Regions from separate parts of the Homo sapiens genome. Here regions 2 and 3 are each linked to region 1. Evidence: chromatin loops called from intact Hi-C (ENCODE). Cell type or tissue: chondrocyte. All regions are shown on one strand. Each heading gives the region's core, and the rest is flanking DNA. Links, peaks and the distances in the headings are about the cores only. Region 1 overlaps KIF5C (kinesin family member 5C). Region 2 has its middle 16 kb from the start of MIR9899. Region 3 has its middle 97 kb from the start of MMADHC-DT.

Region 1 (11,080 bases), core at 4,605-9,604:
CACCTGTTCAGCAGCAGGGGCTGCTTCTGGCTGCTCTGGTTTGTGCAATGCTGCCTGCCTGGTAGTAACTCCCTTCCTTTATCCTCCTGCCCCAGCTGGTCCGGGACAACGCAGACCTGCGCTGTGAACTGCCCAAGCTGGAGAAGCGGCTGCGTGCCACGGCGGAGCGCGTCAAGGCTCTGGAGAGCGCGCTGAAGGAGGCCAAGGAGAACGCCATGCGGGACCGTAAGCGCTACCAGCAGGAGGTGGATCGTATCAAGGAGGCCGTGCGGGCCAAGAACATGGCCAGAAGGGCCCATTCAGCCCAGATCGGTACGTGCGTGCACAGTGGCGCCCGGGGTTTGAGAAGCTACTGCGGCCTCTCAGCTCAGATTTGCTAAAAGGTGAAGACAGCGCTGGCCCACTCTGGAACATCTGAAAGGCTGGGTTGGAGCCCGCAGGACGCAGCCCTCACCGCACCCTGTGCTCACCCTGTGGGAATGGGAATGTCAGGCGCCCCCGTTATCCTACTCTGAGATATTCCAGCATACATCGTGGTCTCAAAACTTCTGAGCTGGGCAGAGAGAAGCCAGCCAAGGCTGTAGGCCTAGGTCTTGGGCTATAAATGGGTACACTCTTAGAAATACTGGAATAGGAGGATATTTCTCTGCAAGGTGTGAAGGGCCCTGTGTTCTGCACCCGGTGGGAGCATGAAGGAGCCCATATGTAGCCAGAGCCCCAGGGAAAGCCTCCAAGTGCAGGTTTGGAAATACCCCTGGAAGAGCCAGGCTGGCATCCATGACAGGGTGTGGCTACAGGCTGGCACAGAACCTGGGGAGGTCTGGAGTCTCAGCCTCTTCAAGACCTGTATGGATTTGGGCATTTTGCCCATGTAGGAAATGAGGGTGTAGCCAGAGTCCTGGTTCCCAGGATAGCCATAGGGACAAAAACAATTTAGGAATATTCTCTAAACAGCTTCTTCTCCTTTTTTTTTTTTTTAAATTGAAACATCTCCAATAACATGTAATTTATTTCCCATCAGATATTGCTGTGTAGATGTATTGCAAACCAGCAGTTTCACGTTTCTAGTTTTAAATCATACCTTAGAATAGTGGTTCATTGCATGTGTAGGATTTCATACCCTTTGAGAATCTATTAAAAGCTATGGACCCTCTCCCCAGAAAACAGCATCACAGGCAGAATTCTGCATCCAATTTCAGGGGCTACACAGATATCCTTGAAAGTCATGGGGAACCTACGATCCATTTCAGATGAAACTGAAAATCTTTTTTTCTAACTTTTCTTGGCCCAAATTAGAAATGAGCTAATTGATGTTTAAGTTCTTTCTGTCCCCTAAATATTTGGATGCCTTGGATTTGCTAAGTATACTGATAGTTTTCCCATTTTCAGAGAGATCTGGTGGTTGATAAGAATTGTACTGTTGGTAAGAATTGTGACTTTTAGTTGTCACAGGTGACCTGTAGATATCAGGGTTGCTGTTAAGACTTTTCTAAATGTCTGTTCTCTCTTCTTTCTGTTGGTTGGATACAGCCAAGCCCATCCGCCCCGGACACTACCCGGCCTCATCTCCAACGGCCGTCCATGCCATTCGAGGGGGAGGAGGCAGCTCTTCAAATTCCACTCACTACCAGAAATAAATACAAAGTGAGTCCCATGTCAAGGGTGGTTTCTCTATCTGGAGGCAGAGGCTTCTTGCCTTTCCAAAGCCCCTGCCTGGCAGTGGACCTTGAGTAGAGAGGAGTTCTGCTCTACTCCAGCACACACCCTGGGGGTTCCAGGTAAACAGAGACCCAGACCTGTCCTCACTTAGTCCAGAGCCCTGGGGTCTTCTAGCTGAGGCTGTCTGGGGCCCATGGGACCTGGAGCCAGGCCCGGCCTAATCCCCTCCAGGGGTAGGGGTGGTGAGTGATTCAGCCGAGCTTTGTTTTGCCTGTGGGACTCCCCTCTTTAATTGGCATCCCAAAGGGCATTACCTGTTTGTCAACTGCTTTACCCACAGCAGACAGAAGTTGGGGGTTGCTTTAAGTCTCAGGAACAGAATATAAAGAAAGAGCCAGATAATAGAAAGTGATGTTTTTATGTTTACTATCTGAACTCAACAAGTGGGGATTTTAAGAAGATATCTAGATGAGTCCAGGATGCTTTTTTCTTTGAGATGGTGGTCTGCAAGCTTCTCTACCCACAACCCATGTGCACGACATTTCTCTCCCAGCAAAAAGAAAAGGAACGAGTGATATTCTTTCCAAAAGAGAAGAAGCAGAGAGCGAAAACTGTCATCCTGATGGAAATGGAGAAAAGAGGTTACTAGTTGGGCGGGCAGACAGATGACTAGGTGACCAGAAAACTTTGTTTAGATAAACTCTGACTTTGAACATGCAGATGGGAAGAGGTGGCTCTGAACATTGTCCTTGGACTCTAAGCCCTTGCTAGGGTAGCTGGCTCCCAAGGCAGGCAAGCATGCAAGGTGTGAAGCCTGGACCCCTCCTCATCCAGTCCTTTCTGCATCAAGGCAAGAAGGTGAGCAGGAGGGGCTGGAGCCATCACTCAGGGTCCCGGCATCGCCCAGGCATAGGCTAAAACTTCCAAGGGAAATGCTTTGGTAGTTGCCCCCACACAACTTTTACCTGTGCTGCCCCAGGCAGTGCCAACGAGCAGGCCAGGGGCTGGTCAGAGTAGTGGGAACAGGAGGGAAGGCGGAGGCAGCCCGCGGGCGGGCAGTGTGCCTGCCATCATCTGCCATCTTCTAGACAGGAAAATGGGAAATGGTCTTGGCGGTGGGCCACCCCATTCCTATCTAATCTCTGCTTCCAATCAGAAATAGAATGAAACTGGAAGTTAGAAAGTTGCTTTTGACTACATATTGTCAGTATCGAGGCTGATACCTGAAGGGAACTCTAAGATCCAGCTGGGCAGCTTAGAACAGAAAAGCCTGAAGCAGTGGTCATCGAACTTTGGTGGATGTGAGCATCCTTGAGCACCCAGAGGCCCAGGCTCCTTAGAAGAGGAAGGGCCTGGGCTTTGTTTGTCTTTTTAACCAAGTACTCCAGGTGATTCTGATATTCATCGAAGTTTGAAAACTCTCCATGGTTTATACAGGATGGCGGTTTACGTCTGTCTTATGTAAGGGAAATTTGAAGGTGGTACATCAGTAGTTAAGAATCTCCACAGTGAAAACAGAAACCTAGCCTCTTAACTAGGTTAAGCACGTGCCTGCCTCCTGAACTCAAGGCCAGCTCAAGGTCACCAAATGACTTCAGTTTCAGCCATCATGCCTACATTCCAACTTTAGCAACCAGAGAGGAAGCAGAGAAGAGGCAAAAGCAGCCGTCCTGAATGAATCTCCTTTAAGTAGCCTTCCTGAAGCCCCATGCAATGCTGATGCCTCCCTTTCCCTGGACAGCACTGAGCCACATGGCCACATCTAGCTGGAAAAGGTAGTCTTTTAGCTGGGCACATCACTACCCCAAAGAAAGGTAATGCTTTTAGAGCAAGGACAGGGAGAGTGGATGTTGAGGTGGGCAGCTGGCATACTGTGCATTATGGACCACCTAATATGCTGCAGCACTGGGCTAGATGTAATATAGGCATCACCTCATTTGATGAAAGCACACATAGAGGTGTATGTGTGTTTCCCAGCAAGGCCTTACTAAATATACTGGTCCAGGGATTCTGGGGTCCAGAGATTGTGCAGTGGGACAGTCACCTTCTTCATGGGTTCCAACAAAGGTCTGCCAGTCCCATATTTTATGTAGGCTCCAAACAACCAAATGCTGGCCATTCATCACCAGTGTAGCCTCTTCTCATACAGAAGAGTGAAAATCAGTAGGTCTGGGGAGACTTTCAAGACCTTCGGAGTGAAAGAACCACCCTCACCCATTGTGGCATTTTTTTTTAATTTTACTTTAAGTTCTGGGATACATGTGCTCAATGTCCAGGTTTGTCACATAAGTATACATGTGCCATGATGGTTTGCTGCACCCATCAACCCATCATCATCTTTTCGAGATGGAGTTTCACTCTTGTTGCCCAGGCTGGAGTGCAATGGCATGATCTTGGCTCACTGCATCCTCTGCCTCCTGGGTTCAAACGATTCTCCTGCCTCAGCCTCCCGAGTAGCTGGGATTACAGGCATGTGCCACCATGCCCAGCTAGTTTTTGTATTTTTAGTAGAGACAGGGTTTCACCATGTTGGCCAGGCTGGTCTTGAACTCCTAACTTCAAGTGATTCCCCCCACCTCAGCTTCCCAAAGTGCTGGGATTACAAGCGTGAGCTACTGCACCCAGCTGGCAATTTGTTTCTTTACTCAAAGTGTTACAAGTGGTTTTGATGGTTTTATCTGAATTCAGAGCCTCCTTGACATACCTTCTCCACACAGCTTCAGACACAGCTTCTGTAACTAGGTGCTTCTCTCACCAGGTTACAAAATAAACAGGCCCCCTCTTACAGCTCTCAGGATGGCAGTGTGGCTGAGGGGACTGGCATTGGACAAGGGACCTGGGTTCAGGTGTTAGGTCTTCCACTTCCTTCAAGTTACTTAAACTCAGGTCTGTTTCCTCATATATGAAATGGGGAAAATCTTTTATGTTGGTCATTGGCATTGACAGAAGGCTTAAATGAGGTCATGCTTCTAAGCCCATAACAATTGCTCAATAAAAATGTTAGCTGCTAGTATAGATGAGCACTGCAGAAGGTGGTAGTTGATACATGTTGGTTTATAGTGTCCTTTAATTCATATAGTTGTTACTAAATGGTTTTTAGTTCCTCTATAGCAATAAATCCTGGCGACTGGATAGGGAAGGCCTATTTCTAACTGAGTATCCTAGTTGTTGCTATGAACTGACATAAGGGCTTTTAAAGATAATATTGGCCGGGCATGGCGGGTCATGCCTGTAATCCCAGCACTTTGGGAAGCTGAGGTGGGCAGATCACTTTAGGTCAGGAGTTCAAGACCAGCCTGGCCAACATGGTGAAACATCCTTCCCTACTAAAAATAGAAAAATTAGCTGGGCGTAGACATGCACACCTGTAACCCTAGCTACTTGGGAGGTTGAAGTGGAGAATTGCTTGAACCCAGGAGGCAGAGGTTGCAGTGAGCCGAGATTGTGCCACTGCACTCCAGCCTAGGTGACAAAGTGAGAGCCTATCTAAAAAACATATATATATAATTTACTTATCTACAAGCTATGACTATTTTTAAGAAATGACTGGGCATTTGTCAGTGGAGATTAAAAAGGGGTAGTAATCAACAGATTCAGGAATTGCAATTGAAAAGTAAAGAAATGCTAAATCCTTTTTGAAAAGTAATTGAAAATATGGAATTCATTGCTTAGATGAGAGCAAAGCCTTTTTGAGACAGTCTTTCCTGACCTTTGGGATTTTCATTCTGAAGTATCTCTTCCCTGGGTAGAAATGATCTCAATTGTGTCTTCCCAGCCCTCCTGTGGAGTCAAAGCACATATTCTTACAGCTGGATATCTTTGGAATTTCCTTCTGCTTCATTTCAGGGTTCAAGAATTATAGCCATAATGAGTATTTTGGTTTATTCTCAAGGTTTCAGAGCCTATGAAGATGCCAATATACAAAAATCAAAAGAACCCAGGATAATGCTGGCTTTGATCTTATCTGGTTCAAATCCACAGGGGGCTGCCTCAGGAGGAGATGATCTTTTTCAAACCCCAGAGCTACATATGGGGCAGTGCAGTGCAACCATGTGACATTGGGCAAGTTACTTGATTTCTGTCAGCTTTAGGTTTCCTACCGGCTAAGTGGGATCAGGCATTGAGAGCCTAGCTCTGTACTTGGTTTCACAGTGAATCAGACAAGAAGGCTGTGTTCTTGTCCAGTGATATGCTTGTTAGGGGAAGATGGACAGAAAATAAGGTAACTTCAAGTAGTGGTAAGTGCTCAGAAGAAAACAAAAACAGGCTAATGGAATAGGAACACTGTTTTAGAAGAGGGGGTGACATTTAAGTTGAGAACTGAGTGATGAAAAATGCCAGGCACACAGCAACCTGGGAGAAAGTGGTTCGATGATCACTCAAAGGTAGGAATGAATGAGGGTTATTTGAGGAATGTTACCAAGGCTGATAAGGCAGTAGCTCATGGATCTGGGAGAACCCATCTTCATTAGAGTGGATGGGGAGGGAGTTGAGCCCAAGTAAATGAAGGTGTTGAAGCTGTGGGCAACTTAGATTGTAGCCTAGTGTGAGGGGCCACTGGGGCTGTGGGCGTGGAAGCAGTGGGAGCTGGTTCATGATTAGACAAGGCCACTCTGGGCTGGACCCTGAAGAAGGGGTAGGAATGGGGTAAGCACTGGGGGTTGCCTAGGGCGTCACTGTAGGTGGCCATGGGGGAGGGTCCGGTACCAGACCCAGGTGGTGGCAGCAGGGGAGAAGTGGCCTGAGTCAGTGCCTGCTTAGAGCTGATTCAGCTGTCAGGCTTACTGATGAGGGTTGAGAGCAAGAAGAGGAGGAAGGAAGGGAATCAAGGTAGTTCCTAGATTTTTGTGGGCTCTAGCAGTTAGGGAAACATTGGTCCCTTTTTAACCATGCCAGGGAAAATCGGGGGATGAGCAGGTTTTGTGGGAAAGCTTGGTTTCCATCATGTTGCTTATGTGCTGCCTCTCAGACATCCAGCTGAGCCCACCACGCAAGTGGGTGTGTGGAACAGGTGGCTGGATCCGTGGGTCTGGAGCACAGGAGAGAGGCTGAGGTGAGGCCAGGGCTGGAGAGTTGTGACTTGTAGATTGTGTTTATGGCCACAGGTCTGAAGGAGGCAACCTAGAGAAAAGGTGGGCACAGCAGAGAGGGGAGCTGAGGGGCGAGTTGGACCAGGCCCAGGCACTGGAAAATGGGAAGGCCAGAGAAAAGAGGTGGCACCAGCAGAGGGGCCTGAGGATCATGTGGGGGCACAGAGGTCAAGTGAAGACCTTGACCCTAGAAGGAAGGTGGTCAGCTCAGAGCTTGAGTAAGATGATGACAGAGACTGGGTGGTTGAAGAAGGCCAGGTGGCAGTGACCTTAGCATGGACTAGACAGACTAGGTGAGGAAATAGAGCCGGCAGCTGAACCCACTTTGGGGGTTTTATTTGAAGGAGATCAGAGAAATGGAGCGATGTGGTGGTAAGGTGGGGCTGCGTTGCTTTTCTGTTGTAAGATGGGAGATATTACAGCATAGTTGTGTGCGATGGTGATGGTATAGCTGAGCTGGGCAGAGGAGGAAGCACAGCTGTGGGTGGGCGGTAGATGGGGTGCATTGGGAGGCAAGATCCAGGTCACCTTAGAGCTTGTTTTCTCGTGCAGGCAAGAAGCCAGATGATCAGCTGAGAGAGAGGGAGGAAGCAGGGTCTCGCTCTTGAGACCAGAGACGGTGTAAAATCAACCTCTCAGGCAGTGCTGAGTCTTCTTTGCAGCCCCACACTTAATGTAGACACCTGATTAAACATCTGCCCAGCTCCCTCGTTTTGAGAGCCCTGGAGATCCACTTCCTTTCCAGGCAGTGCTTTGGCAAGCCAGGGGACTTGTTCAAATGTCTCCACCAGATGGCGCCAGTAGGGCATTGCTGAAACCTTAGATGTTTTCTGAAAGACGGAAGGCAGAATGGTCTTTTTTCTTGGTTTTCCTATATTTAGACCATTTTATCTCAAACTTGAGTAGTAAATAGAGTATTTTGAAAGGAATACAATTCTCACAGATCCCCAGAGTTGATTTAAATTATTTTATTATAATACAATTTGCACATTGTAAACAGTATACATTCCCTACTTACAGATCTTATACAACTGTCAAGTCAAAACAAATTTAGAAATTAAATCGAAATAAAACCACAAATAAAAAGTCCAAACCACCAAACTTCACATAATTTAATGAAAGAAGGGCTTTTTCTGAAAATAAAGAGCTAGGTGCAATGCGACCCCGGAGTGCGTTGCTTCTTGTAGAGTTTGGGATGCCTGTTTTTTGTGTGTCGTGGTGTGACTCAATTCTTTCACTCCTGTACTCCCAGCACTCTGAGAGGCTGAGGCAGCAGGATGGCTTGAGCTCAGGAGTTTGAGACAAGCCTGGACAACTTAGCAAGACCTTGTCTTTACTAAAAATAAAAAAATTAGCCAGGTGTGGTAGTGCATGCCTGTAGCTCCAGTGACTTGGAAGGGTGAGCTGGGAGGATCATTTCAGCTGGAGAGTTTGAGGCTGCAGTGAGCTGTGATCATGCCACCACACTCTAGCCTGGGTGACAGAGTGAGATTCTACCTCAAAAATAAATAAACAAATAAAAACAAATACATGAAGATTAGCCTAGTGCCTGGCACTGAACAAGCACTCCGTGCTCATCTGTGTTGTCCTCATCACCTGATCCTGTCTCCTCATTCTACATCCCAAAGAGGCGGGATGAGCTGTCAAGATCCCATAACTATGAGTGGTAGATCCTGGGCTAAGAGCGATGATCTTCTCTGCAACAGTTCTCAAAGTTCTTGGCCTTAGGACCTTTTCTCCTCTTAAAAAGGATCAATAGACTGGGTATGGTGGCTCACGCCTATAATCCCAGCACTTTGGGAGGCCAAGGCAGGAGGATCACTTGAGGCCAGGCGTTTGAAACCAGCCTTAGCGAGACTCTGTCTCAATAATAATAATAATAAAATAAAATAAATTAAAAATTAGCTAGGTATGGCAGCTTACGCCTGTAGTCCCAACCACTTGGGAGGCTGAGGTGGGAAATTGAGCCCAGTAATTTGAGGCTGTGGTGAGCCATGTTTGTGTCACTGCACTCTAGTCTGGGTGACAGAATGACAATCTTTCTCAAAAAAACAAACAAAAAAGGATCAATGAGTTTATATATATATATATGGGTTATATTTATTGATATGTATCATATTAGAAATTAAAGCAAAATATTTAGAATACTGCCGGGTTCATTTAAAAAATAGTAATAAGCCCATACATGTTACCACAAATGTGATTTGTAATGAAAATAACTATTTTCAAAACAAAAAATAGCCAAATGGCATTGTTTTACATTTTTGCAAATCTCTTTGATGCCTGGTTATTTAATAGATGGCAGCTGGATTCCCCCAGCTGTTTCTGCATTCTGTCTGTTGCGGTGTGCTGTTTTGGTTGAAGTATATAAAGATAATCCCCCTTTGTCACACCAGACAAGATTCTTGGCCATTGGACAGCTAAGAAAACTGTGGAATGGGGAAGTTGGGATCATAGTGCCCGTATCACAGGCTTGTCTGGGATTGAATGAGAGAATGTGAAAGAAGAGAGAAAAAAGTCTTAGAAGAATACCTGGCAAAAATTAGGCCCCCGTGCATGTTAGCTAATGTTAAAGTGGTCATGGGGACAGACCTGAAAAGACAGCTGAGGTGGGACTGCAGGGAGAGAGGACAGAAATAACTGTAGGTAGGTGCTGCTATGGCAGAGGACTTTGAAACTGGCAATCTCAACCCAAAGAAGGGAATTGTGGAGCACCCGGAGGCAAGAATTCCTGATTCCATCTACAGCACAGTAGGCTCCTCCACTTTAATACTCCTCAGCTTCATGGTTCTCAGAGTCATAAATTCAGAGCAACTAAAATTGTTCCTCCACAGCAGATTGTACCAAAGCTCCAATGAGATAAATCCACTTCTATTCAGCAGTGATAAGTAGAGTACAATTGGTAATTCTTATAATGTGGGGATTGAATTATAAAAAGGCAAAAGAAAAACTAAAACTATGTACTGTTTGGATTAAGCTTAAATCCACTGCAAGCAATTGCAAAAGCCCAAGTTGGGTGTGAAAACGGTCTCTAAATACTTCTTGCAAAACCCTTGTATAATTAACTTCCTTCATTAGCTTTCCCCACCCCTTCTAAAGAAAGGTGATTTTATTTCCTCCTAAATCTGGTCACACGTTGCCACTTTGAATTACCATCTCCAGTTTGGCAGAGTGCCAGGGGAAGTCCTAGAGCAGGTCAGTTGGTCCAGTCCCCTGCCTCTAAGTGAGTGAGTGGCTACTTGGAAGAGAGTCAACAGGACTGGGTTTTAAAGATTCTCCAGACTCCTCAGTCTCTCTGGGATTAGAACAGACAGAAATGCTTTATCTCAGGGCAAAACCATTTACCTTTAAAATTTATATCTATTTTCTCCCATGAATTTATCTAAGGATATGAAGATCCAGATAGTGGGAAGGATGGATGAGAGCATCCTGCTGGAATCCATGTTTCTTGGGCCTGCTGGAAAGACTTCTCAGCAGACAGGCCTGTAGAGATCCTTAACTGGGGATGAAGAGGAACGCTGCATCCTAGTAAAGAAAGGACCCTTCATTGGCAGAGTTCCTGTGCTTTTCCTCTCCTTTCTCACTCTCCTTGAGGTGACTAAACTAAGCAGGTGGGGCCTCCTTTGTGGCCCCGTGTTTCTTCCAAACTATGAGCCAAAACCTGCTGAATCTTGCCCAGCGGGGATCGGGGGCTTTGACTGAGAGGCCTTCCAGGGGGAAATTGTGTCACTTTATGGTCTGCTGGAGTTATTGAGGCCGCCCCATTGCATTTGTGTCTAGTGCTTGCTGTGTCAACACGGTTTGGCTGCAAACATTGCGTCAGGCCATAATCCCACAATCCAAGGTATGTGCTGGCACCTCTCTGCCTCCAGGCACGCAGAACGGCCATCTCATCCGACCAAGGGGATCTTATCTGACCAGGGGGATAGCGTGCGTGGAGAAATGAACCTGTGAGAAAGTGAAATGGCAGTTTCAGTGGTGGCATTCAGGCAGGCACTCCTATTGGTTTTCAGCTCAGAATGCATTTTAAATAACAACTATGACCATGCTTTTAGGTTTTTCACTTCTAATTCTGGCAATAAGCCCAAAATTTCACCAGAAAGGCCATGTTCTTCCCAAAGACATCTTACTCTCTGTGACTTCTAAAAATGACAGAAATATCACCCTCTAGGGTTGTTTAAGCCCTTCTTAGTTGTGTAGCTTTGCCACTGTGGGTGATTATACCAAATGAGTTCTGTGAATATTTTTTCTTGTCAGTGAAGAGGTGGTTTTGTTTTTGTTTTTGTTTTTTTGAGACTGAGTCTCACTCTGTCACCCAGGCTGGAGTGCAG
Region 2 (11,080 bases), core at 3,235-8,234, 300 kb after region 1:
ATGTGGCACAGTGGTGGGGTCTTCATGTCACGCACTCTAAACCCTGAGGTGTGTTAGCATTTTCTTGTTTGTTATGAAGATCCTGCTTCAGCTGCTTTGCACTCTTTTTATTGAGGAAGCTGAAGGAGCTGACAAGATGAGTGACAGTGTGTGAGGAGACCTCTCTTGCTCTTCTGCAGAGGTCACATTGGTTAATGCCTAATGCTACCTACAAAACACCAAGGGCTTATCTCTTATACTAGTCCTTTCTTACACTATCTCATCTTATTCCTGTGGGCATCTATTCCAGCAGAGGCTTCCTGGTAAGCTTGGGTTTATTACAAAGAATCCAATGGGTTTTCTGTAAAAGTCATAATTAATCTTACATTTCCAATTTGTGAACTGGTTGGAAACAAAGTTGCTTACATGCTTTTATTTATCTGAAACTGTTAAAACACATGCAGCTTATTCGATGAGCTGCCAGGGACCACCAGTGTTCTTTAGACCACACTATAAAAAACACTGCTTTTGGTCCATTGAGAAAATGGGCTGCATTGTCTGAAAAGAGAACAAGATGGGGACTTGGTGCTGTTTAGGTGGAAGAGGAAAGGGGCTAAATAGGAAAAACAAACTGTTTTTATCTACTTTCACAACACTTCTGATACCAAATGTGGGGACAGGACATTCCCACACCAACCAGTACTCCAACTCTCCAGGCACCAATTGTGCCCTACAATTTAATTATGACACTAAACTACCTGGAGTTAGTGCAGACCCCTCAGGTTAAGTGGTCAGTTCCACAAGACTGTCCCCCAGCTTGGATGCGAATTACAAGTAGTGAGTCCCAGGTTACCCATGCTTCTGTCCAACTTGACTACAAACAGAGAGTTTTTATGACAGCCTCTTCAGGTTTGATCCTTTGCTGTAATGGCTTCAAATTCAGGGAAATATTTACTTGCATTTACTGATTTATTATAAAGAATATAACCAAGGATACAAGTGAACAGCCAGATGAAGAGATACACAGAGTGAGATCTGGAAGGGTCCCAAGCCCAGGAGCTCTGTCCTGTGAAATTGGGATGCATCACCCTTCCTGCACATGGCCGTGTTCACCAACCTGGAAGCTCTCTCAACGCCATACTTTAGGGAATTTTAGGGAGGTATAACTGACCATTACCTCAATCTCTAGCCCCTTTTCCCTTTCTGAAGAATGGGGAGTAGGACTGAAAGTTCCAAGCTCTAACCATGGCCATGGGGGCTACCAGCTCCCATTCTGAAGCTAGCCTAGCCAGAAGCCTATCCAAAGTTGCCTCATTAGAACACAAGATGATTTTATCCCCCTCAGGAAATTCTAAGGGATTTAGGCCATTCTGTGTCAAGAACCAGGATCAAAGACCACATTATACAAAAGATGTTTCTAATACTCCTAGCACTTAGGAAATTACAAGGGTGTTAGGAGCTCTATGGCAGGAACCAGGGACAGAGACCAAATATATTATATTTTATTATGTTACAGTGTCTGACCCTGGAGTATGGTAGTTTTCTTGCAACTGGGCAAAGCGATGAGGTCACTGCACTACAATATTCTAGAGATGGTAGAATCTCAGATAGAAATGACTCTGTGAAACTGGGAACCAAGCAGCATAGCTTTGGAGGTCCCAGCAAAGATTCCCTTAGCTGAGCTTAGTGGGAGTGTGGAAGAGTGTTGGAGGGACTGTATGCGATGCTAGTTGTTTGTATACCCTTAAAGGCCTGAGGCATAAGAGAAAATAGCTCCACTTCAACTGAGTTATCTTCCATTTTTCTTGGCAATGTAAGATTGAGGTTCTTGTAAGATCCAAGAGTGTCAACTAAGCCCTGATAGCCAACCTTCCCATCAACCTTGGTAAAGGGGTGTCAGAAGCAGATTTCTTTTATTTAGAAAAATTAAGACATGCAAATGTCATTGTATTCCGGAAGCTATGGGGCAATTCAGATCTGTTTAAAGTCTCCAACAGGGGGACTCCCGGAGGCTGTGGAGGCAGCGCAGGCCCAGAGCCAGGCAGGGACAGGCCCTGAGGAGGCTCCTTGGCCGTCAGCCCACCTCAGGTCCATTGGCTGCCCCTCCGCTCCCTGCTCCAAGTCCCCGGCCGCCGCAGCCCACTGGGAGTCCTGCTAAGGGAAGCTGAGAAAGGGGGTCCTGGGAAAGCGTTCCTAGTGCTCCTGAGGAAAGCTGCGACAAGATGGCAGCTCCCAGTGGGAGATGGAGGCCGAGTCTCTCTGCTCTCAGGAGGCCAGGCTGCTGCCTTTCTAACCCAACCATCTGGCTCTCAGCCCTCACCATCATGGCAGCTCTCACCAGGTCTGCTGCCTACACAGACTATGGTGTTCCAGGGAGTAGGATCCTGGCAGTCGCAGTGGCGGAGGGCGGGAGCACCTTCTTAATGTTTCTGTGAGGGGCCAGGATTCTGCAGCAGGTGCTCATCCCAGCAGCTTCAGGCTTTTGGTTGTTGGTTTTACACCTCTGACAAATGACATGGCCAGACACAGGGTAATGTCTGAAAAAACCTCTGTAGAAGAGCAGGATGCATGGGGCATGCTGCAGCTCACATAGCAGCCGCCAAGCACATGGGAGCCTTCATCCACCCAATTTGGCCAAAGAAGCCCACATACTCTCCGTGAAAAAGATTTCCAGAAGCTATTGTGTCAAAGTCTCAAAATACACACACTCACAGAAAAAGCAAACAAACAAACAAAAAACAAAAAAACCACCAACACTAAAGGTCATTCTTGAGTCTGATTTGAAAACTAGGGTAAAATTCTGCAGAAATATTCAAGTGGCAAGCTAACATCCTAATAGCCACATCTGTAGGTCCTATCCATCATGCCAGGGAAAATGCCCCATTCACAAGTCCTCAGCTTCTGGTTCTAGTTTTAGGGTTTGCTCTATAGTTAAAGGTAGAAGGTACGTTACCCACTTACTCTTATTCACAGATCTGAATATGGAGGTCAGCAGGGGAAAGTGACATGTCCTAAGTTAGAGTAGAGTCAACAAGAAAACAAGACAAACAATAACTGAGCCCCTAGTGTATACTGGGCATTGGCGAGCTGCTGGAGAAAACACAGTTCCTTCTTCAAGGAGCTCCATCCTCTTTGCAGGCAGGACAGGTTTCCCTGCGGCTGAAGGAAGCTTGAAATTAGGATAATGAGGTTGAGCAGGGAGGGGCCACCACGCTGCCCTGAGAGGATCGTGTATGGACACAGAGCTGTGGCATGGCCCGGCTTTGACCCTCTAGCTGTGTTGTGGGGTGAGGTAGGTGCTGGAGTGGCCTCCTGCTTAAGATGGAATAACAAGGAGCAGATTTACCTTCCCACCTGAAACAACTAAAAACTTGAACAAAATATATGAAGCAAACATTTTCAGGACATTGGACATCAGGCAATGAAGGCCAGTGATATCTGAGAGAGAGGAAACAAATGAGGTGAGCCCTGTAAGTGCCCCCAACTTATTGCCTAGAAACAGTTTCGAAGTGTGGTCCAGGGAGGGTAATTTCCAAGTATTTGAAAAATAAGTGACACACCTATACATTATCTATGGATCAAAACAGAATTTGAAATGGGAATTAAAAAGTATTTTGAAGTGAAAGAAAATGAAAATGTAAGATATGAGTATTTGTGGGATTCCAATAAAGCAGTGCATAGGAGGAAGTTTACAGCACTCATCCCCTATATTAGAAGAAAGGTCTCAAATCAATGACTTCAGTTTCCACCCAAGAAACCAGACAAACAGGAGAGAATTAAACCCAAAACAAGCAGAAAAAAAGGGTTGGGCTTTATTATAACAACAATTAGCTGTGTGACCTGGGCAAGTATTGTTCTCTCTGGTTCTGCCTGATTTTATCACTTGAAAAATGAGGATTGTAAACGATATTAGTGTTTTCCAAAGTATGGGCCTGCTGCACAAGAATCATAAGGGAGTTGGTAAGAAATGCTAATTTCTAAGCCCTGCCCCAGATCTAGGAAATCAAAATTTCTGAGTAGGGCCGGAGAACCTTTCTCTCTCTCTCCCCTTCACACACACACACACACACAATTATATATATGTTATATATGTATATGGATACGTATCTGATATATATAACATATATATTGGAGACAGGGTCTCACTCTGAGGCCCAGGCTGGAGTGCAGTGGCACAAACATGGCTTACCACAGCCTCAACCTCCTGGGCTCAAGCAATCCTCCTGCCTCAGTCTCCCCAAGTAGCTGGGACCACAGGTACTGGCCACCTCTCTTGGTTAATTTTTTTTTTTTTTGTAGAGATGGGATCTCTCCATGTTGCCCAAGCTAGTCTCAAATATCTCGGCTCAAGGAATCTTCCCATGCTGGTCTCACAAAGTGCTGAATTTACAGGCATTAAGCTACCAAGCCCAGCCTGAGAATCTGTATATTTAAACACAATAGTAATAGAATGTTCTAAGAGAGAAAGTGTCCTCCTTCTTGGTGGCATTCTGTTCAGTGACATGACTTCTGAAGAGATGCAAGGTAGGCAGTCTCAGCTCTGAACAGGAGGGGGTCTCAGCTTCATATAACCTCTGTCCACCTGTAACTCAAGCAGTTCAGTCATCATGGAAGACTGTAAGAGCCTAGACATGAGGATAGTAACAATGGCCAGGATGGACTAACCATAGGGATCTTTCATTCATCTTATAATATTAGATAAGCCTCATAGTCTTATCATCCCTTCCGAGGTAGGGGAAGGAGTCTGATTATTACATAGGCTGGTTCCCAGCTCTTCCAACAATGTGGGAGCTGATGATGTGATTTAATTTGCTTCATTTCATTTCTGCCTATTTATGTTCCATAATTTATTTATTTAATGTATAAATGCTTTATTATGTCTTTGAACCACATCAACAAATTTATTCTGACCTATTTTCAGGCTATTCTCTAAAATAATTTTTATTCGGGTGAATTACTGTTTCTGAATTATACTACCAAGTCTTCTGTTCCTTGGCTGTCCTTTGAGAAATTAGACTTCTTCATGTGTTTTTGAACTTTGGTTTGCAGGCTCATTTTGAGCATCCCCTTCAAACTTTTCCCTCCCTAAGAATTTAGTGGTTTTCTTTACCTAGCCCAGCCCTTTCACTCCTAAACCAGAATCAGGTTTACAATCCAGCTTGGGATGTACTGCCCCTAGGGGACATTGTGGAGTATAGCAGATCCATTACCGAGTCTGCATGGTGCTGGCTCGGTTCCTGGGAGTCACACTTCGTCTTCGCCCTTTGTCTCTTCAGGTTTGCAGCTTCATCTGAAGCCATAGTCATAATAGAGCAGCGAGCGTTGTTTGCCTCTGGCATCACATAGGAAGCCTGGCTCTGCTCCAGGTCTCACTCACATTTAAAACTCCTTTTCCCATAGGGACCAAACCCTCAGTCACTAGTGTCTACTTCCAGAGCTCAGACAACCCACGATTTATGGTTTTCTTTTGTTTCTGGTCCACGGAGATGTTTATCTTGTACCAGAGCCTAGTTAGATCTTCCCGCTTTTTTTTTCTTTTTAAAAAATATTTCATCTGTCATTGCTTTTTGTTCACAGAAGGTGAATTCACTGCATTTTGATCATTATAAAAGTCTGAATTAATTCATTTGAAAATGGTAAATAAATGACATTTCTTTCAAGCACAAGTCTCTGGAGTGAGATCCACATCCTCTACAACAACATAAGAAATCCTTGTGGAAGACACCTCTGATTAACTCCTATTTATTCCTCCACTTGACAGAGCCTGAGCATCGATATCTTCTATTAATATTTGTGGTATGTTGTACAAGTTGGTTCTTGTTGATTTGCTAGAAATGTTATGTGTGTGCATGCACCATTCTCCAAATAATCTGCCAACCGCTTAAAATCAGGGACCATGACTTATCATTAAAGTGTTCCCTAAATGACATATTTTCTGGTAGCCACACACAGTAAGCTTCAATATAAATATCAATTATCTGATTGATTTACTCCAGGTATCCCAAATTTTCTTAATCAAGTGCACTATGACGCTTAATAAAAATATTTATATATCCAAAGGTAATGTTGAAATAAAAAAATGGACAACTATATACAACATAGAAATGTGTACACATATTTGACACTTTCGGGGGGGATTTCCTTGCTACATGCTTTGAGAGTTAGTGCCTATTGACCTTCAACTTGGAAAACATTGTACAGTTATTTACAATCCATTTTGCATTTATACGGAGACAGAAAAATTCCCCATGAAAGGGGCCTCCAGCCTTGCCTATCAGGAAGTCAGCTACCTGTGACCAGAGAGCCTGAGTACATTTTTTCTGGGAGCAGGTGTTAACCCACCCCCACTAGTTAAGAGCCTGCAGGGCCCCTACCTTTGGGAGATAAAGAGGCAGTCTGTGTGGGGTCCCTTCTCCTCCACAGAGCCATTTGTTACTGGGGTTACACCCCCTGCAGGAATCTTTCAATGCTCTTTAAATCGTGGGCATGCACAATGCACCTGACCTTGTTCAAAGCCAGGGGTTGCACTGCCCCAGGCAAAGACTGAAGAAATCCAACAAAATACATCTTACCAGGCTTTTTCTACTCTGTTGCATGGAAAGGCTCCTGTGTCTGACAACCAAAATACTTGTTAGTTTTCCCTTTTTTTCTTTTCACTCCAATAACTTAATTAATGCACACCATCAGTTGTTCATAATTCAGCAATAAGAATCTTTCCTTTGATAAGATGCAGCCAGTGGGAAAAACACAAAACTTTGTATCCTCTGCATTTTAGATCACTTATTTAGTTCTGAGAAGAATTTTTTTTTGGCATGTGCGCCCCTTATGGAATCAGGAATGGACTTTGTGCAAAGAAAGCATGTTTTATCCTGTAGAAAGAATAAAACCCTTTGGAGGGTGGCATTTACTCAAGGGAACAGATGCCTGCAGGGTGTTCTCCTCACGGTGGGGGTGGCTGGTGACAAGGTGTGACATCTGCAGAAGAAATACAGGCAAGCACTTTAGCCCCCAAGTACTTCCCAGTAGAGAGTGGGCTTACTCACAACACAATAGTCGAAATCTGGCTCATGCTTGTTAAGCAATTCACTCAGAACTTTACCCACCCAATGGTATCTGTATTTTAATTACAGGAAAAAGGACTTGAAATTTGTGGGAGGCTACCACTTCCGCCACATACTCATGCACACACGTGCAATTCCTTGCTGAGAGTGGCAAAGACAATAAAGGAATTCACTGTAGGAGGTGTGTTCATGTATCTGTATGAGATTATGAGGGATACTTAACAAAAGTGGCATTTGCTAAGTGATTGAAAGATTATCCTTATACTCCAGGTTTCTTTTCCAGTTTCAGCTTAGGCTCACAAAGACAAACTAGATAGTTCCTGCATTCTGAAAACCCTGTGAAATGGACTGGTTCGAACGGGCAGTTTATAACATGATACTTTTAGATTGGAAGGCCCAGTGAGGTGAGGATCTTGAAGTACTCACTCCCTGAGAAGTTATTCTCAAAATGAAAACAGTTTAAATAGGTGGACAGGAACAGGTATTTATGAAGCAAAGAGTTAGGCTAATTTTTGCTTGGTCTCAATCATATTTAACATAGGGAGAGAAAAGTATTCCTGGTCCCAGAATTGGTTAGCACAAGACATGGGAATTCTATTGGTTTCAATTCTTGGGACTGGGAGGGACCTCAGGAAGATGGCATAATAGCATTCTCCAGGTCCATCTCCCTGCAGGAACATCAATTTGAAAAAGTATCTATGCATGAAAATACACTCACAAGAGCTAAGGAAACCAGGTGAGAAAATACAGTACCTGGGCATAGTGATTCTTGTGACTCATGAGGAAAAAATTATTTTAAAGTATATTCCTGTTATTTTCTTTTTTTTTTATCCAATTTAGATAACATGGTCAGTCACTTGAATAATGATCTTACTATCATAAACACTTCCTTGACTACTATCCTGTTGTACTAGCCCACAGAGTGCTAAACATGGAGTAATTCTAAACTGCAGTTACTTTTGCACCAACCTAATACAACTTGTAATGAAGATTGTTTTTCATATCTGGTTCCAACTGTCTGTTGGTGGTGGCTTTGAGCAGCAGTGTACAAAGAAACAAGCTGAGCTCAGAAGAAACAAGTGCATGAGTGGATCACCCTGTCTATTATGGACACAAGTGGAGAGTAGTGAGAGGTTCAACTTTATACTTAAGTCTCAAAATGTCTATCTCTATTGTCTCTATTGGACTTCGGACCTGCACATTCAACTACCCACTGGGTAATCTTATCTGGATGTCCCAACTACCTCAATCTGTACATGCCTAAAATTAAAATAAAAGTGGGTTAACTGATCCATCAAATTGGCATCATGATCCCTATTAGCATTGTGTTCCAGGCAGCCATTACCACATTTCAGATTAGTACTCAATTCAAAATAAACCCTCTTTGCCATCTGACTAAGGAAACTTGCTCTGATGGTGGAATTATAGGCATCAGCAATGGGGGTAAGGGAAAAAGTTGATGGGATGGTGGAAACGCAGTGTCTTAAAATCTTACCCATTTCACCTTTCCTGGCCCTGAGTACAGAAATAAGATCACAGGGAAAAATTCAAACTATGCTTGCTCTCAAGTGGAGTGATAGAAACTAGAAAAAATGAAGGTAATAAAACTTTTAGACTTTCTTTACAATATCCTATTTAGCTTATATATATCTGCCCATCTCCCTTAACTTCCTCTCCTTAGCCCCCAATATTTTTATTGTCAGATGGTCATTAGGACAAAAGCTTATTTATCTGAAGAATTATAGTGTCAGTCCCATGTAGGATGGTCTATGTGTTTACGCAAAAGTGCTCCGTGACACAAACAAGACACTTACGCCCCTTAGTTGCCTTGAGACATAAAACTGATTGATGTCTCAAAGCAACTAAGGGGTCTCTACTGGTAGCCAGGATTACCGTTTCCTTGTAGGAAAACTGGTAGAGAAAATTGAGTTCTTATAATAAATTCCATAACAGCAGCTTAGCTGTAAATGATTTTTTAAAAGTCATTTGACTGTGCAAACTGGTTAGAGCATAAATATTTTAATGATATTTCAAGAGCTTAATGTCAACCATCAGTGTCCAATAAATGAAAATTACTTTTAGTGATACATCTGGAAATATGATGGTTTTTTGAGCCAAAGTCTCTCAAGCTTTGCATAGAATCTGAATTTTTATTTTTACTCTGTGCCTGTTATATAAACTTCTTATATTTGTTAGAGGAAAAGAAGATAAATTGGACACTACCTGGGATATTGAAAAATGAATAAAATGTTAAGACATGTTAAATTTATTGTTGGCTCATTGAGGGAAAGAAAGTCAATAATTTATTTAAGAAAAACAATTTTACTTAAAGAAAGGGCAATATTTTAATAAGCAGAAATAGGAGAGGGAATATATTTTCAAATGAAAGCAGCACCACTGGAATGAAAAATGTAATGTGCCAAAGTCGCTACTTTGAAGGGGAGCGTGCTCATCTGAATGTAAAATCTTGTTATATTCCTGTAAAACCCTAACTTTATTTTCATTCTTATCTGTTTAATCATTTAACTAATATTTATCAAATACCCACTCTGTGTAATGGTGTTGTGGGAGGAAATTGTGGGGCCACAAAGACCCCGGTGAAGGAACGCCAGAGCATGTGAAAGCAGAAGATGCATCATCAAAGGATACCCGAAGATGTCTAAAAGAAGCTCGGTGGGAAAGCTGAGTGCTTGGAAGAACCAGGGTAACAATGTGACAAAGTGAAAGCAGACATTCTGCTTAAGTTCTTTAAAGCATTTGTTATGAAGTGGGGGAGTAAAAGTTAGGACTCAGAGTTTGTTATCACTTTTTAGTACAGTAAGGCAGTTTTGCCCATGGTTCCTGGAACAGGGACTATGGAGTTGGATGAATGGGAGAGAATTGGAAGAGATTTTTTTTTTTAATTATACTTTAAGTTTTAGGGTACATGTGCACAATGTGCAGGTTTGTTACATATGTATACATGTGCCATGCTGGTGTGCTGCACCCATTAACTTGTCATTTAACATTAGGTATATCTCCTAATGCTATCCCTCCCCCCTCCCCCCACCCCACAACAGGCCCCGGTGTGTGATGTTCCTCTTCCAGTGTCCATGTGTTCTCATTGTTCAATTCCCACCTATGAGTGAGAACATGCGGTGTTTGGTTTTTTGTCCTTGTGATAGTTTGCCGAGAATGATGGTTTCTAGCTTCATCCATGTCCCTACAAAGGACATGAACTCATCCTTTTTTATGGCTGCATAGTATTCCATGGTGTATATGTGCCACATTTTCTTAATCCAGTCTATCATTGTTGGACATTTGGCTTGGTTCCAAGTCTTTGCTATTGTGAATAGTGCTGCAATAAACATACCTGTGCATGTGTCTTTATAGCAGCATGATTTGTAATCCTTTGGGTATATACCCAGTAATGGGATGGCTAGGTCAAATGGTATTTCTAGTTCTAGATCCCTGAGGAATCGCCACACTGACTTCCACCATGGTTGAACTAGTTTACAGTCCCATCAACAGTGTAAAAGTGTTCCTATTTCTCCACGTCCTCTCCAGCATCTGTTGTTTCCTGACTTTTTAATGATTGCCATTCTAACTGGTGTGAGATGGTATCTCATTGTGGTTTTGATTTGCATTTCTCTGATGGCCAGTGATGATGAGCATTTTTTCATGTGTCTTTTGGCTGCATAAATGTCTTCTTTTGAGAAGTGTCTGTTCATATCCTTTCACCCAATTGTTGATGGGTTTTTTTTTTCTCTTGTAAATTTGTTTGAGTTCATTGTAGATTCTGGATATTAGCCCTTTGTCAGATGAGTAGATTGCAAAAATTTTCTCCCATTCTGTAGGTTGCCTGTTCACTCTGATGGTAGTTTTTTTGCTGTGCAGAAGCTCTTTAGTTTAATTAGATCCCATTTGTCAATTTTGGCTTTTGTTGCCATTGCTTTTGGTGTTTTAGACATGAAGTCCTTGCCCATGCCTATGTCCTGAACGGTATTGCCTAGGTTTTCTTCTAGGGTTTTGATGGTTTCAGGTCTAACATTTAAGTCTTT
Region 3 (11,080 bases), core at 3,034-8,033, 470 kb after region 1:
ATACAAACACAGACCTTCCTAGCTCCATAGCTACCCCCGTAGTCCATGCACAGCAATCCTTCAGAACCTGGTGGATGCAGGCAAAGCTTTCCTTAGAAATTAATGTGTCAAGGTGTTTGGGCTGTTCTTTGAGCAAATGAATAAGCAAGGATTAGAAATGGAATTCCAAATCAAGAAACGAACATTCCAGCTCAGGCCAATCCTAGTGGGACCAAAACAAGGTAAGATAAAAAGAAGCACACCTAAATCAAACCAGTTGTAATGAGCAAATGAGTAATTTAGGTTAAAAAAAAAGGGATCAACAACTGCAAAAAGGTACTGCGTTTTTGGTGTTATTTTTTCCCTGTATCCCTCTAAGGATATCTTTAGTACTGCCCATGCCCAGACCACACCAAACCAAAGGTGGCAAAACCCAACAAAAGTTGGAAACTTAGCAATCTCACAACATCTACTTCTTAGCCTTGTTCTGTTTCTTGTCTTGGGATATCTGATATCCAGCCACAGTGTTTTGACTATGCATGTGGAGTGCCTGATATTAAACCTTCCATAAAGAGCCCTGTTAATTGGGTCATCACGGGCCCCTCAGCACAAGCCAAAAGGATTCGTAGCACAAGTGATCATAGTTAAGGGCCAGAGAGGAATGAAATGTTTACATCTTGAGATGGAGAAGGGGAGGGCATTCCTTATGCTCCTGAGGGGAGAAAATTTTGTACTTCTGTAATAAAATGGTACATTGGTAGACTAAAGAAAAGCAAGTTTTTACTCAGCATGAAACTGAGTAGAGTAAGGCACTGGAAAAAGCATTAAGGTGAATCACAATTGCAACTTTCTTATCAATTTAGTACACCTGTTGAGGCTAAAGGGTTGCAGATAGAGCAAGGATTGCAGTTGAAAGGGAATTGCTTTCAGGCGTTTGGAGGACAGTGATGTGGAATGCTCTGTAAGTACTCATTGCCATGTTGCATTGCTGGTCCTGTGCCACATGCTTTCCTCTCTACCTGTGAGCCATTTAGGGATTGGAAACATTTTTTCTAAGCTGTCAGCATATGTGGACCTGGAATTCTCACTCTCCAGGTCATGAAACCTGCTCTGTTTGTCTGACGCTGAGCCAGTGACTTTGGATCCTGCCAGAGCCCAGCAGCTCATCCTGTATTAATAGCACGGCAAGTCTTATGGGGTAGAGTTTCCATATTTATAGGTTTTATCTTTTCAAAGCATTTTAAGATAATTTCATTCCCCTAATGGCCCTGTCAGAAAGGTGAGCTCAAAATTAGCCCCATTTGAAAGATGGGAACATTAAAACACAAAATGTACATGGGAAGCACAATATGGAGCCAGGTTCTGCAGGCAAAGACACTATGGCCTAAAGGAGCCACCTAATCCCGCCAGACCTCAGGGTCACCAACTGGTGAAGGAGTAGACATTGAATCAGGGGTTTTAAAACATTTCTGGCTGCCATTCATCCTAATAGTTTGTAGTGTGACTCAATGCACATATTTCTAATGTATATAAAAATGCAACTGAAATACATTTCACAAAAAGATATAGACCTTCACAGTATTCATTATTATATTACACTTGAATATTGTCTCTATTCCATTCTGTTCCAGTTTACTATTTTTTAAAAGTCTTAATTTCAACACACCAATATTGATTTCATGACTCCACTAATGGGTTAAAACTTATAGTTTGAAAAACAGTGAACTATGTGATTATTAATGATCCTTTCAATATTTATTTCCAGTTATATACCTGAAGTCAAGAAATCAGGAACTCAATACCTGGTCTAAAGACCATGCCCCCTCACTGCTCAGGTGTTTCGATAAGGTAATGATCTCTTCCTGAATTATGAGTTCCACATTCACTCTTGTACTAACTCAAGTGTAGTCCTATAATCTTTCTGCAGTTCATTCGAATGTTTTTTGATGTGTTGATTAATTGTCTCACAAATATTCCTGTTTGAAAAGACAAATCTAGGTTCGGATTCAAGCTTCGCTAGTTAAAACACTCTCCCTAATCTTCTTCAATCTTCTGCTTGTAAAATGGGATAAATGAGCTTGTTGCGAGGGTCAGCCATCAGCAATGTAAGCCCATAGCATGTGCAGGTGCAGGCATGTGCGAGCATCAAATGAGCAGTCCTTTCTTGACGGGTGTGCTGGGCACTGTGCTGGCACTGGTGTGACAAAGACCATGACTTGGAATGCACCCCTAAGGGGCTCCGGTGCTTATCAGGCTCACCCTCTTTCTCTTTTTGTTTTGTAAACTGCCTTGAAAATTTACCAATATATCACATTTTTCTGTCAGCAAGTAGAACTGTAGGAAATAATTTTTAATGGTTGGTTAGTATTACATTTTATGATTGCGCCATAATTTATTTCATCATTTCCTCTTTCTTATTTTTTAGGTGTTTCTAGTTTTTTACTTTGAAAATCTTTTTATATAAAAGTAATGCATGAGCATTGAAATTTGAAATTGTTCTGTAGAAAAGTAAAACCATTCTCCCTTTCCACTCCATCTCTTCCCATTCTTCAGCAATAACTGCTATTAATAATTTCTTGAGTATACTTTTTAAATATTTTCTAATGCATATACAATTTTGCATGTATTTATATAATTATGTGAATGAATTCATATATACATGTAGAAAACAAGATCTGCAATATGCCTTTTAAAATTAGTACATATGGAACATCTTTTGCTGCTAGCACATGTAGATTCATTTTGTTTTCTAAGTGGCTGTATGTATTCCATTGTATAGATGGGCCATAATTTATTTAACTCATCCCCTACTTACTCAAATTCAGTGTGTTCTAAAAGTTGTGTCTAGATTTTGCTATTATAAACAATTATGCCATAAACATCTGTGCACCCTCTAGAGGTAACTGTGGGATAACTAATAGAAATGGAATTATTTTATGCGTTTATAGCTGTGTTCTATGTTACCAAGTTACCCTCTTGAAAGAGGTGCCAATTTAAGCTTATACCAACAGTGTATGAGAATGTCTGTATCTGCAAAGCCTCTCTAAACTTGGTATCCCATCAATATTTTATCTTTGAGATCTCTTTTTTTCTCATTTGGAAATATTAACAAGAATGTTTATGTTAACTCAGTGGAGAAAAGTCGGAGACATTTGGATAAGATGAGTTAATGCCCTTGCCCATTCTGGAATTATTTGGGAGGAAGGCTGCTCATGGGACAAGTCATTTTACCTTCCAGGAGAGATTCAACACTGGCCATTGACTATATGTGCAGCACACACTTCTTCTGAAGGCTTGAGGCATCTACCGTGTGACAGATCATGAATCAAATGACCTGCAAGCTTAGAGAGCCTTTCTCAGCCCTGCCACATGCAGCTATGTTGATGCTGATGTGACTGATTTTACTTCCTTCCCTTTATTCACCAACAGAGAGGTCGCTATCACACCACCAACTTCTGTTGCTTAGGTCCTGGCTTATGAAGAATAGACTCTGGGAGCACATTGGAAATCAACACTCTTGCCTTATGATGCAGGACAGATGCTGAAATTCTCTTAAGAGTAGCTTTATGATTATTTTCTTTGGAAACATGGATTAACTCACTTGCCATCTTCAGGCAGAAGAAAAACCTCATCCCCTCCCCACCCCACCCCATCCCTTTTAGATTCTGCAACTCTGTATTCTGAATTTTTGTTAAGAAAATCTACAAATTAGAAATATCATTTTAGGGACAATCAATATCAGGTTTCAATATAACAGCAACTGTTAAATAAGAGAAAATACCTACTTTCAAAGCCCGCATATCAATAAATAGTAATAATAAAGAAGTAGTAAAACTGGCTCAAGGAAACTAGCAGATTCAAATGAAAACTAGCAGATGATTCAAAACTAGCAGATTCAAATGACCAAATGTACACAGAAGCAGCAAGATTTCTATTGTTAAAATGTGACAAGGGACCTCAGAAATAATTAAACCAAACATCCTCAGTTCATTTGATAGAGGAGAACATGGATACACAAAGAGGAGATATGACTTATCCCAGGTCACATAGTAAGTTAGAGGCACTGTCGTGACCTATGATAATAGCAAATAAGAATGGCATGTTGAATTCTCAACAGCGTGTACATTTGGTATTGAAAGGGAATTATTTTTATGTACAGAATGCTCTTTTGTGAGCTGAAATAACGTCATGTATTGAATGCGCTAAAACCAAATGGATGCAATATCCAGTTTATTCTACATTTCCAGTGTTAATAGAGCATTTTAATCACTTTCTCTAGTCGAATTTCTTTCCTTCAGAGCAACACCCCTGCTGAGCACCATGTTTCCATGAAACGCTGTTGTTTTTTTCTCTGCAACTGTGAAACTCTTGTCTTGCTCCTCTGAAATAAGATAACCACAGGCAGGCTCTAGGCTACACCCACATTCTGGAAATATTTTATGAAAGGTTTTCCAACTTCCTAGAGAAGCTGCTGTTGTCGCTAATGGCAAAATCAACAGGGGGAAAAACACTTTAATTTGGGAAATTCTAGCACTTCCAACCAATGAGACTGGAAAGATAGGAAACAATCTGCTCTGCCCAAACAGCAAAGTTCTCCCTGGGAAGTTCAGTGGAACACGGCAGCTTGTCTTAGACTCAGAAAATTCTGGGTCTTTGGGATGAAAAAAAAAAAAATCAAAAGGCTTTTTGTCGGCTTGTGTACCAGAAACAGAACATTCACTACACGTGGGCTTGCAGAAGAAAAGAGGCCAACTCCGGGCACAGTTCCCTCCCACCTTCCACAGAAGCCGCTGAGCCGCACCCTGGTGCTTTCTGTGTGGGGCACAGTTTAGTTTATTATTATTATTAAACTCACTATCTGTCATCTTTCAGTAGGTTATGCCACGGTAGCCAACAACACTAAAAGCTTAGTGGCTTCAAAAAGAAAGGGTTTTTGTTGTTGTTGTTTTCCCTCCTTGCTCACACTATCAGCTGCAAGTTGGCACCATTGGTCTCCTTCATTCTGGAATTCAGGCTACAAGCGCAGCCTCTGTCTGGAGCATGCCATTCTCTTGATAGAGGGCAAAGAGAGCAAGATCGCTGTGGGGAAGCCACAATGCCTCTTAACACCTTCTGCTAGGAACACACACTTTCGCTTCCGGTCTCATTTCATTGGCCAAAGCAGGTCCCTTAGCCAAGCTGCTGTCAATACGGCAGCGCAGAGCAGCACACTCCCCCTCTCCTCCAACTGGGGACTCTGCAAGTCACGTGGCAGGGGCAAACCGAGTGGGGGAAGGGGCAGTGAACACTCGGGAACAACTGTGCTACCCACCATTCAGGTTAAGTCCCAGAAACGTTGCGCTCCTCAAAAATCAGAGGGGATGGGGCTCCTGCCTTTGACGTGTTCTGACCAACAGCTCTGAAGCCAAGGGGCATCAATATTAAGTCATGATTCTAAAAGTAGGGATGGGCTAAGGTCAAAGTTCATGGGAGGTGTGGTTTCACTCTATGCAACACGCATTACCCACCCGTCCCACCCTCGTCTTTTCCTCCTTACTGAAATAGGTAGGTTTGATGTGGTTTCTACGTTTTCCAAAATTGGACAAGATGGCAACAACAGAAAAATGTCAACAACAGAAAAATGTCTATTAGGATGTTTTCCATACGGCTGAGCCTTGGATTTTTTTTTATGAGGAAAAATGGTTTAAGTGGGTGATTTTGAGTGGTGGCTGTGAAAGAAAAATCCAATTTTGAATCATTTCTGAACCAATTTTCCCTACTTGTGTGTTTAGATAAAACAAGGAAAAAAAGCAAGACTGAAGATCAGCTGCTTTTTAAAAATGAAATGAGTCTACTTTTTTTTTTCTCATGAAAATCAGTTTTAGATGTTGATTCTGAAATGCAAGTCCAGCTCCAGCAAAGGGTTTTCAGTGGATGGTTTGTCTTGCCTTTTTTCCCGCTGGGATCTTCAGGCATTCAGTACCCTCATGCTGCCCTCTGCAGTACTCTGGGCCAGGAAGCTACAAAATTCAGCAAAAATGTAGGACACGTGTACTCAGGGCTAGGAACTATGCCAGCTGGAGCTGAAACGCTGGATCCCACACAGCCCCTCCCCTCAGAAGCCAGCAATCTCAGAGGGGAGACAAACAAGTAAACAAGAAATTATACTAGAGTGATGAATGCTGCAAGGTTGAGGTACAAAGAGAACTTTTCAAGTACAAAGGAGGGAAGTATAACTCACTTTTACAAAATAGGAAAGGCTTCCTAGAGAGGATGATTTATAAACTGAGAGATGAAGGATGAGGGGGAGCCAGCTAGGTGATAGGGAGGAGAGGAAATCCATTCTGGGACTCAGGCTGCACGCCCCTAAGTAGGAAGCAAAGGGTGAAGGGCTTTGTACTTTACTCGCGGCAGCATCCCTGACCACTGAGATAATGGGATGATGATGATGATGGTGATTGTTATCATTATTATTTTGAGACAGGGTCTTACACTGTCACCCAGGCTGGAGTGCAGAGGTGCGATCTCGGCTCACTGCAGCCTTGACATCCTGGGCTCAAGCAATCCTCCCACCTCAGCCTCCCGAGTAGATGCACCTGGGATTACAGGTGCATGCCACCATGGCTGGTTGGGTTTTTTTTTTTTTTTTTTTTTTTTTTTTTTGTGTGTGTGTGTGTGTGTGTACTTTTTCATAAAGACTGAGTTTCGCCGTGTTGTCCAGGCTGGTGAGCTTTTTATAATGGTGATTCTCATCCTGTTAACCTATCTCAGCTCCTGTTTTTGTGTTTTTTCAAAATTTTATAAACTGTTATAATTTATTTTTTATTTCGAATAACTAAAGATAAAAAAGTTTTTAAAAAGGATAAGATAAATACCCATGTACTTCCCATCCAGAATTAGCAAATATTAATATGTCATATTTCATTTGATTTTTAAAGAAGTAAACTATTACCAATAAATTGAGTTCTCTATCAGCCTTTCCCTGGTTTTTTCTTTTTATTCTTCTCTCCTCAGAGTGAAATGCTGTCATGAATTTTGTGAGTCAGGTTTTATATGTTTACTAAATATATATTAATAAACAACATTGTTTTGTGTAAGTAAATTTTACATAAATGATTTACTGTACATAATATTTTTCAAATTGAATGCTTCTCAACATGATGTTTTCAAGATCTACATATATACTGAGCTCCATTATATAAATATACCAGGATTAATTTGGCTGTACCACTGCTATGAAAATATGGGTTGTTATCAAGTTTGTTTTCTTTCTAGGAGGACTGCAGTAAAAGTGTTTGAATTAGGCTATTTATCTATTTACTTATGTTTACACATTTAAGGAGTATTATCTGAAAATGTGATTACTCAGTCATTGAGAACACACATTTTAAGTTTTGCTAGATGTTAATATCTCAAATTATTAGTTTCCATTTGTTTTCTTCTTGAAATCTTGGTGAGAATATTTCTTTCCTCTTGATCTTTAGTGATTGTGTGAGGTCCCATGTTAATGTATTTTAATTTGCAATTTCTCCAGTGAAGGAAGATCTATGCAGATATATACTCTTTGTTGCATGATTGGATATGATGTTTCTTCTCATCACCTTCCCTTGCCTTGGTGCTATTAAATGCATTTCTCATATTTTCAGATCCAACACTTTCTTCCCTCCACACTCTCAATAAATGACTTCACTTCTTATTTAAAGGAAAAAATATAAATAATGTGAAGAAAACAACCTGAAGAAGCACCTCCAGATTCACTAATATGTGATTTGTATACCATACCTGCCTTCTCCAGTTACAGAGGGGAGGTGTCCTTGCTTGTAGTTAAGGCCAGTGCTTCCACTTGTACCCTGAATCTCATCTCTCTTAATCTCTTCAAGTCCACCGTTCCTCTAATTTCCCCTGACCTCCTATATCGGGGGTCAGCATGCTTTTTCTGTAAAAGACTAGATAATACGTATTTTAGGAATTGTAAGTCTCATGATATCTGTCACTATGTTTCAATAAAATTTACTTTTAAAAGTAGGCAGAAGTCCGGATTTGTCCTGCAACAATTGTTTGTCAATTCCTGTCCTATGTCATCCATAATTTCTCCAGCTCTACTAGGGTTTTTTTTCCCATCAGTGTATAAGTGTGCTGCAATACCACCCATTTTAACAAATACTCTTCCAACTGTGAAGTTCATCATAATTTCTCATCTCAGTTCAAATGAAGTGAGAATCCATGTGGTCAGATGGAAAGTGCATTGTGATAGGAGTGAGGAGAACTGATCCTCCCTCTACTTCTGTTGCAAAAAGAAAGGAAAAGAAAAAATATTGACTTAGACCGACACCTCCCTCTACCACTGCCCCACTTCTCTACTTCCCTCTACAATAAACTCCCTAAAATGTTGGTCTGTCCTTGATATCCCCACTTCCTCTTCTCCCTTTCTCTCTTGAACCCGCTCCTATCGTGTTTGGTCGACCCTTACATGAAATATTTTTCCTAAAGTCAGCAGCCCCCATCTTGCCAACTCCCAAGGCCAATTCCCAGTCCTCATCTTCATCTCTTGGCAGCGTCTGAACTCTGTCTTCCATTGTCTTCCTTTTCTGAGTTCCTCTCATACCTTCTTGCCTTCTCTCTCTGACTAAATGCAGGAATGCCCCAGGCTCAGATCCTGGCTGTTTCCTCTTCTGGATCTACCCTCATTCCGCAGATCCTGTGTAGTGTCATAGCTTTAAATTACAGTTCTTTACAGATGACCCTCAAATTCATGTCATCTGTCCAAATCGCTCACCTGAGCTACACACACATCTTAGCTTGGATGCCTAAAAGTTAGCTCTATTAAACATATGCAAGGCTGGGCACGGTGGCTCATGCCTGTAATCCCAGCACTTTGGGAGGCCGAGGAGGGTAGATCACCTGAGGTCAGGAATTCAAGACCAGCGTGACCAATATGGTGAAGCCCTATCTCTACTAAAAATACAAAAAAAAAATGTAGCAAGCCTTGGTGGTGTGCACCTGTAGTCCCAGCAATTCAGGAGGCTGAGGCAGGAGAATTGCTTGAACCCGGGAGGTGGAGGTTTCAAAGAGCTGAGATCATGCCCCTGCCTCCAGCCTGGGTGACAGAGTGGGACTCTGTCTCAGAAAAAAAAAAAAAAACAAGGCAAAACGGAACCTCAATTTCTACCTTCTCAACTGTATTCTTCCCCAGATTTTTCCATCACAATGGCACCATCACTCATCCAGTAGTGCTGATGCAGGACCAAGGAGTCATCTTTAATACTCTTTCTCTCACATACTACATCTAATTCATCAGAAGACTTTATTATCTCTGCCTTCAAATTATATCCTGAATATGACCACTTCTAATCATGTGCATAGCTATTACCCTAATCCATGGTACATCCACCTCCAGGCTGGACTGGTGCAGCAGCCTCCTAACTCGTGTGCCTCTTCCACCTTTGTTCACATTCCATAAATTCTCAACACAGTAACTACAATTATCTTTAAATGATATAAACCCGATCATGTCATTCCCCTTTGGAATAAAACCCAAACCCTCCATTACCTGCCCCCAGTCACCTGTGTTCTCTTTTCTCCCACAACCTCTCTGTTGATTGTGCTGCTTCCCCAACCCAGGCTCTGCATTCATTTCTGCCTCTACTTCCTTAATTTTCTTTGTCTCTATAATGCTCATCATGACCTTCACACTGGCCTCATTATTTCTTCCTCGTCTTTCTTCAGATGTCACCTCCTCAGGCCTTTTTAGACCCCCATCTCCATTTCCTTATTTAGATTAATTTTCTTTTTTTAAATTATACTCTAAGTTCTGGGATACATGTGCAGAATGTGCAGGTTTGTTATGTAGGTATACATGTGCCATGGTGGTTTGCTGCACTCATCAACCCGTTATCTAGGTTTTAAGCCCCACATGCATTAGGTATTTGTCCCAATGCTATCCCTCTCCTTGCCCTGCACCGCCTGACAGGCACCAGTGTGTGATGTTCCCCTCCCTGTGTCCATGTGTTCTCATTGTTCAACTCCCATTTATGAGTGAGAAAATGCAGTGTTTGGTTTTCTGTTCCTGTTAGTTTGCTGAGAATGATGGTTTCCAGCTTCATCCATGTCCCTGCAAAGGACATGAACTCATCCTTTTTTATGTCTGCATAGTATTCCATGATGTATATGTGCCACACTTTCTTTATCCAGTCTATCATTGATGGGCATTTGGGTTGGTTCCAAGTCTTTGCTATTGTGAACAGTGCTGCAATAAACATACATATGCATGTGTCTTTATAGTAGAATGATTTATAATCCTTTGAGTATATACCCAGTAATGGGATTGTTGGATGAAATGGCATTTCTAGTTCTAGATCCTTGAGGAATTGACAGACTGTCTTCACAATGGTTGAACAAATTTACACTCCCACTAACAATGTAAAAGTATTTCTATTTTTCCACATCCTCTCCAGCATCTGTTTTTTCCTGACTTTTTAACGATGGCCATTCTAACTGCCATAAGATGGTATCTCATTGTGGTTTTGATTTGCATTTCTCTAATGACCAATGATGATGAACTTGTTTTCGTATGTTTGTTGGCCACATAAACATCTTCTTTTGAGACGTGTCTGTTCATATCCTTTGCCCACTTTTAGATGGGTTTTTTTTTTCTTGTAAATTTGTTCAAGTTCCTTGTAGATTCTGGATATTAGATCTTTGTCAGATGAATAGATTGCACAAATTTTCTCTCATTCTGTAGATTGCCTCTTCACTCTGATGGTAGTTTCTTTTGCTGTGCAGAAGCTCTTTAATTTAATTAGATACCATTTGTCAATTTTAACTATTGTTGCCACTGCTTTTGGTGTTTTAGTCATGAAGTCTTTGACCATGCCTGTGTCCTGAATGGTATTACCTAGGTTTTCTTCTAGAGTTTTTATGGTTTTGGGTTTTATGTTTAAGTCTTAATCCATCTTGAGTTAATTTTTGTAGAAGGTATAACGAAGGGGTGCAATTTCAGTTTTCTGCATATGGCTAGCCAGTTTTCCCAACACCGTTTATTTAATATGGAACCCTTTCCCTATTGCTTGTCTTTGTCAGGTTTGTCAAAGATCAGATGGTTATAGATGTATGGCATTATTTC

Evidence for each region. Peaks named below come from ENCODE experiments on the same cell type or tissue, not always from the same donor. Only the 100,000 strongest peaks of a DNase experiment are listed, where the experiment ranks them.
Region 2: it touches region 1 in a loop (6-fold over the local background); 50 of 110 quality-filtered maps call a loop at or near these places.
Region 3: it touches region 1 in a loop (5-fold over the local background); 4 of 110 quality-filtered maps call a loop at or near these places.

What each region holds. Positions count from the first base shown.
Region 1 is chr2:149,010,040-149,021,119 of GRCh38, forward strand. It overlaps KIF5C (kinesin family member 5C), which reads left to right. Exons shown (of 26, transcript NM_004522.3): 24 at 96-312; 25 at 1,531-1,644. The coding sequence ends at 1,637. Among named protein-coding and RNA genes, the nearest start is that of LYPD6B, 23 kb to the right of the region's middle. In chondrocyte, for the core only: CTCF peaks have their summits at 7,534 (motif pointing right) and 7,754; no DNase peak of the experiment used is centred there.
Region 2 is chr2:149,308,476-149,319,555 of GRCh38, forward strand. No RefSeq gene overlaps it. Among named protein-coding and RNA genes, the nearest start is that of MIR9899, 16 kb to the right of the region's middle. In chondrocyte, for the core only: CTCF peaks have their summits at 5,153 and 5,378; no DNase peak of the experiment used is centred there.
Region 3 is chr2:149,484,519-149,495,598 of GRCh38, forward strand. It overlaps a transcript of LYPD6 not described here. Among named protein-coding and RNA genes, the nearest start is that of MMADHC-DT, 97 kb to the right of the region's middle. In chondrocyte, for the core only: a CTCF peak has its summit at 5,957 (motif pointing left); no DNase peak of the experiment used is centred there.